Regions from separate parts of the Homo sapiens genome. Here region 2 is linked to region 1. Evidence: read pairs that join two places in POLR2A ChIA-PET (ENCODE). Cell type or tissue: A673. All regions are shown on one strand. Each heading gives the region's core, and the rest is flanking DNA. Links, peaks and the distances in the headings are about the cores only. Region 1 has its middle 770 kb from the start of SQOR. Region 2 has its middle 860 kb from the start of SQOR.

Region 1 (2,917 bases), core at 319-2,818:
TGTTTCTCCTTTGTACTTTCCATTTTTCCACCTCTACTGACCCTTTCTTCTTTGCCTACAAACATGTTCCATGGATCTTCTAAGTAAAGTTTTTGTCCTTGTTTTCCCCCCGGAATTTCTAGAGCAAGTGGTCCCCACACCTTTCTTCCACCTCCTTCTCACCCCACCAACTTGCTCAGTTCTCACCCTTGCTGTCTGGCCTATGTTCTCACCACTCAACTTTCTGGCATAGCTAATAGACCAGTCCCACTGAAGCTCCCTGACCTTTTAGAATCTTCACTGTGGCAACCTACTACATCTTGACCTCTCTCCTCCCTGCCCACAGAAACTGCTCTTGCCTAAGACACTAATGATTCCTTTCCATTATATTCAATACAGGCTTCTCCACTGACCTCTTGGCAATGTTTACTACAGTTAACCCATTGTCCTAGTTGATACATTCCTTCTTTGTATTTTAGAACACAGACTGTCTTCTGGTTTCCCCCTACCTCTCTGGTAAAAGTGTCCCAGCCTTTGTTGTTGTCTCTTCCTTCTCATCCTATCCCTTAAATATGGATATTCTTCAGGGATATATCTTGGCACTTTCCTGTATTTGCCTGGGAATGTGTCTAGTAAGTACATACTCTTCTGAGGTTCCACTTTTCATTTATATGATAATGCCTTCAAAATTTGTAGCCTCAGACTTGACCTCTCTTATACCCATCAAACACATATTCAACTGCCCACTGGACATCTCCCTTTAAATATAATCTCTAATTTAGCATCACAAGACCGGGTCTCTTCCTACAAATCAAATTAAACACACACCCATACACACACACAAACACTATTCCTAGCTACTTTTGTATTCGTTACTTAGTGAATGGTAACACCAACCACCTTGTAGCCAAGAAGAAACTAGATGTTTTTCTTGACCCTTCTCTCCCACTACCCCTACTCCACAAAAGAAATCATGAAGACTTGTACCTCTATCTTTTGAGTCAATTCATATTTCTCAGTCCACATTGATACTATTCAAGACCAGGTCTCCTGAATCTCACTGCCCTGTGTTTTTCCTCCTTCTTTCTATTCCTACATTGTTGCAGAGCAATTTTTACAAAATTAAACTAGGATAACACCAGTCAGCGACTTCCTATGATTCTCTGGATAGAGTCTACATTCCTTAATGTAACCTTAAGGCTCTGAATAATTGGCTTCATCTTTCCAGCCTTCTCTCTTACTATTTTTCATCTTCTATTTTCTGCCCATTTGTACCTTGCTGTCACTCTAAGCTGAGCTTCCACACTGCATGGGGATGCTCTTCCCAATTCACTGCCTCGATCTCCTGCCACTTAGAGGTCACTTGTCTCTGGGATCATTCCCTGACCCCACAGTGTAAGTAACATGTTCTGAAACTCCTCTGGATGCCATAACACCCTGTGTTTATCTCTCTTACCCCAAACAATTATCAGTTTGCAGGAGACTGGTGGGTTCACCTGTCTGCATCACTCAGCAGACTGTAAGTGCTCTTAGATATCAGAAGCCATGAATCTTGTTTACCTTTGTAATCCCAGTACATCATACAATGCCTGGCACATAGTGGATTTTCTAAATAAATGACTTGCTAACAATTTGCTAAGTAAAGGACTCCCAATTCCATATCTTAGCCCTGGCCTATTTCCTGTAATTTAGCTGCCTGCTGAGCATTTCTAATTGTTTCTAGCTAGTACACTCCAAATGCACTCCAAAATAAACTCAACATTTTCCAAGACTCCAGACTTTCTTGTCTCTCCATGACAACATTATTATTCTAATCTCCTGGGCCTGAAATCCAGGCACCATCTCTGACTATTTTCTCCCTCTTGCCAGGCACATCCGACGAGTGGTCAAGTCTGTAGATTCTACTTTCAGAGTTTCTGCAAACTTTTTCTTTTTTTACTATTTCCACTTCTACAATCCTAATATAAGAGATTTGTTACATTTTGATTAGATGACTAGAAAAGTTAGTCTCATGGGTTTCAGCTTCCAATCTCCTTCTAATATATCCCATTATTTCTGAAAAATGCATTTTCAATTATATCACTTCTTATGTTAAAAATCTTCAAAGATTCTTTACTCTCTATTTAGTTAAAAACCAAACACTCAGCCTAACATTTAAGGCTTTTCCTAATATGGCCCCAAGATGACTGTTCATTCTTATCTTTTACTATTTTTCTATAAGAATGGGATGCTTCAGTTAATCCACATTGTTCTACCAGCATGTTCTGCACTTTCCCACATGGACATGTTTGTCCTCCCTCTGCCCGATTAGTGGAATGCCCTTTTTCCATCCCCTTTCTCCATATGTTGAAATCCTCCCCACACATCTAGGTTGAGCATAGAGTCCATGTCTACCATAAAGCCTTTCCTCATTTCACTTGATGAAATATGATCTCCTCCAGGGTTAAACCCCCAGAGCGCTTTGTTTCTCTTACATGGTACTCATCAGTACGAAATTTGTATTTGCCCCTTACTATAGTCATACAACTCTAATACTCTTTTTCTCTTCCTGAAAATCCACTGAAGTTAGGAGTGATAGCTTATTTTTTTATCAACTCACCCCGGCACCAGATATAACTCTGTACATGGATGCACACACACATTACACACACACAACAATGTACAAGGCTCATGTACTCTCTATCATCATGAAGAAAAGAGAAACACCCATTGCTCTGCTCTTTTTTCTGCATCTATCATTCAGGAAACATACACTGAAATACTAATCATGGCTATACTTTTTTTTATTCCTAGGGCATCTAAGATATATCTCATTCCTGCAGCTCATGATCTTTTTAAAACTATTTCAAACCAGAGGTGCTACTGGACCAGCTGCTTGCTGTCCTGCGTATTTGGGAGACTCCCTTTATGGAACTTTACACAGACCAAAGTGGGTCTC
Region 2 (2,917 bases), core at 299-2,798, 91 kb after region 1:
TAGATATAAAACGGGATTTAGCCCTCAAATTGTATCATGGTCAAAAGCATCTTGAAAACTATGTTGTGAACTAGAATCTGTGTAATGTGGGACTGGGGTAAAGGAAATGCAAGGAAAAAGAGTAGGCCAGGTTACTGAAGAACCCCTTTACTTGTACTAGTTGGGGTAGACTCCAAACTAATGCAACAAAAAAAAATACAAGACACAATGGCTTAAAGATTATAAAAACTTACTTTTTTCACATAATATTTAAACATAAGAAGTTCAAGGCTGCCAGGGAAGCTCTATTCTTCTCAAAATACGCTTGATCTCTGGATCCCAGGCACCTCCCTCTGCCATCATACCTGCATGCCAGCCAGTGGCAGAGGAGAGTGACAAGGAGAAAGCAGACTTGCTCCACATAAGAGCAAGATCCAGAAGTGGCCCATATGCCATAGGGCTCCATCACCTGGCCACAGCGGGGCTGGAAGAGGTGGAGTCTCTAGTTAACTGCACAGGGGTCAGCTAAGACTTTGGAGAGCAAAGACTTTGGTGGGCAACTAGCAATATCTGCCACATCTGCCAAGGGAAGGAAGGAACCTGGGTGGCTGAGCTGAAGGAAACATCTTGGTTTAAAGGCTGAGTTGAGAATTACCCTCTGTCTCTTCAAATCCCTGCCCTTTTTCTGAATACCTCTCCTCTTCCCTCTATCTCTGGAGTGTTACAAGATAGAGAAAAGAAATATGAGTTGTTATGCATGCAAAGGTGGAGTTTTGACACTGAAATCCTATTATATATCATTACAGCTTTCTGGGGTTGATAGTCACACACACACCACCAACAACAACAACAACAAAAGAAAATGAAAAATAAGCAAGTGGGAAATAAAGGACCAACCTTATTTTTTACCAGCCACACCTTCTATTTTAATTTTTTTTGTAGAGACTCAAATGATCCCCCTGCCTTGGCTTCCCAAAGTGCTGGCATTACAGGCGTAAGCCACTGTGCCTGGCCCTAACATCTTTTATACAAACAGGTGTAGGTGTAGGACTTTTCTAGAGAGATATATGTATATATACATGTTTTTTTTTCCTTCAGAGACAATGAGCCTGTAAGCCAAAGTAGATGGCCCTACTCCTTTCCATTTGTGCAGTTTGTGGAGACGACTCTGAATCTACTTCCCCTACAGGTCACATGGACAAGATTGGGAAGTATGCATCACACACCATCCCCCAATCTGAGATGGAACTGCAAGTGTGAGGAGGCTGGTGGCTCTGCTCAGGGTATGCCTGCACCTGCATCACCGACACAGAAGAGTGAATGCTGCACCCGGGGGCAAAAGCTGGAAGCAAAATCCCACTGATGATTGGATGCCTTTTAAATGACATTCAATACTGAGTTCTGACCAGTCACTTCAGCCTCTCCTTCCTTTGGGGAAGTAGTAAAGGATAAAGAAAGAAAGAAGTAGTAAAGGCATATTTTTTCCTTCTTTTCAGGTTGAAGTGTTAAAATAAGACTAGAACATAATACTGTATAGAAAAGAGTACAACAAAACTGAGCCATCCATCCACTGGGTGATTGGCCCTTCTCTGCTAAAGTGGTAATTCAAAGAGAAATGTTTAAAACCAAAAGACCTTAGGATAACATAAAATAGACAGGCCCAGATATGATTCTACACGTGGTAGCAATCTAAAGACAACAAGACACAAAGATGGAAACACATCTTTCATACTGTTCTGCCACATAGCAAGAAGAAGAGACATTTTAAAGTAGCAAACAAGGCCGGGCGCGGTGGCTCACGCCTGTAATCCCAGCACTTTGGGAGGCCGAGACGGGCGGATCACGAGGTCAGGAGATCGAGACCATCCTGGCAACACGGTGAAACCCCGTCTCTACTAAAAAAAAAAAATACAAAAATTAGCCGGGCATGGTGGCGCACGCCTGTAGTCCCAGCTACACGGGAGGATGAGGCAGGAGAATGGCGTGAACCCGGGAGGCGGAGCTTGCAGTGAGTCGAGATCGCGCCACTGCACTCTAGCCTGGGCGACAGAGCGAAACTCCGTCTCAAAAAAAAAAAAAAAAAAAAAAGTAGCAAACAAAATCTGGATGTTAAGAATTTATGGTCCAAGTATATTGCTTTTTAAGCGGGATGAAGAGCTCCCTGCTGCAAGCCACCATCGTGGTCAGGGCTTTTTTGATATCCTACAGCTCAAGAGAGGCTGGTGCTCAAGTCACAAATACATTACTTGACCTGCTGATGTATACTTAGCCCTAAGGATTGTATCTGGGAACCCTCACAAGTCCCTGAGTCTTTCCTTCTATTTATGTCTCAGTTCTGCTGCTGCTGGAATCGGAGGGAAGCTAACATAGGCTTTTAAAGGGAAGGCGCTTCTGAAGGTTTATCAACTCAGAAAGCAGAGTCTAAATTTAGTGTGCATGTAATTGTAAGTCTCAGTTTTCCCATTAGTAAAATGAAAATAATAAGTATTCAAACCATTGGGTTATTATGAAGATGAATTAGCATCATAAATGCCAAGAGGGAACACAATGTCTTATATGATGTGAGAATTCAACACTTTTTTTTGATAAAATTTACCATTCCTTTATGTTAAAAACTCTCAGTAAACTGGGTATTGAAGGAACATATTCTAAATAATAAGACCCATCTCTGACAAACCCACAGTCAACACCATACCGAATGGGCAAAAGCTGGAAGCATTCTGCTTGAAAACCAGCCCTGGAAAAGAATGCCTTCTCACATCACTCCTGTTCAACATAGTATTGGAAGTCCCAGCCAGAGCAATCAGGGAAGAGAGAGAAATAAAGGGCATCCAAGTAGGAGAAGAGGAAATCAAACTATCCCTTTCTGAAGATGACTTGATTCTATATCTAGAAAACCCCATAGTCTCAGTCCCAAAAATACTTCAGTTGATAAACA

The links. Peaks named below come from ENCODE experiments on the same cell type or tissue, not always from the same donor. Only the 100,000 strongest peaks of a DNase experiment are listed, where the experiment ranks them.
Region 2: POLR2A ChIA-PET joins it to region 1 with 5 read pairs; 2 of 35 experiments call an interaction of 5 or more read pairs at or near these places.

Annotation. Positions count from the first base shown.
Region 1 is chr15:46,406,800-46,409,716 of GRCh38, forward strand. No RefSeq gene overlaps it. Among named protein-coding and RNA genes, the nearest start is that of SQOR, 770 kb to the left of the region's middle. In A673, for the core only: no CTCF peak of the experiment used is centred there; a DNase peak (open chromatin) is centred at 1,672.
Region 2 is chr15:46,497,677-46,500,593 of GRCh38, forward strand. No RefSeq gene overlaps it. Among named protein-coding and RNA genes, the nearest start is that of SQOR, 860 kb to the left of the region's middle. In A673, for the core only: no CTCF peak of the experiment used is centred there; no DNase peak of the experiment used is centred there.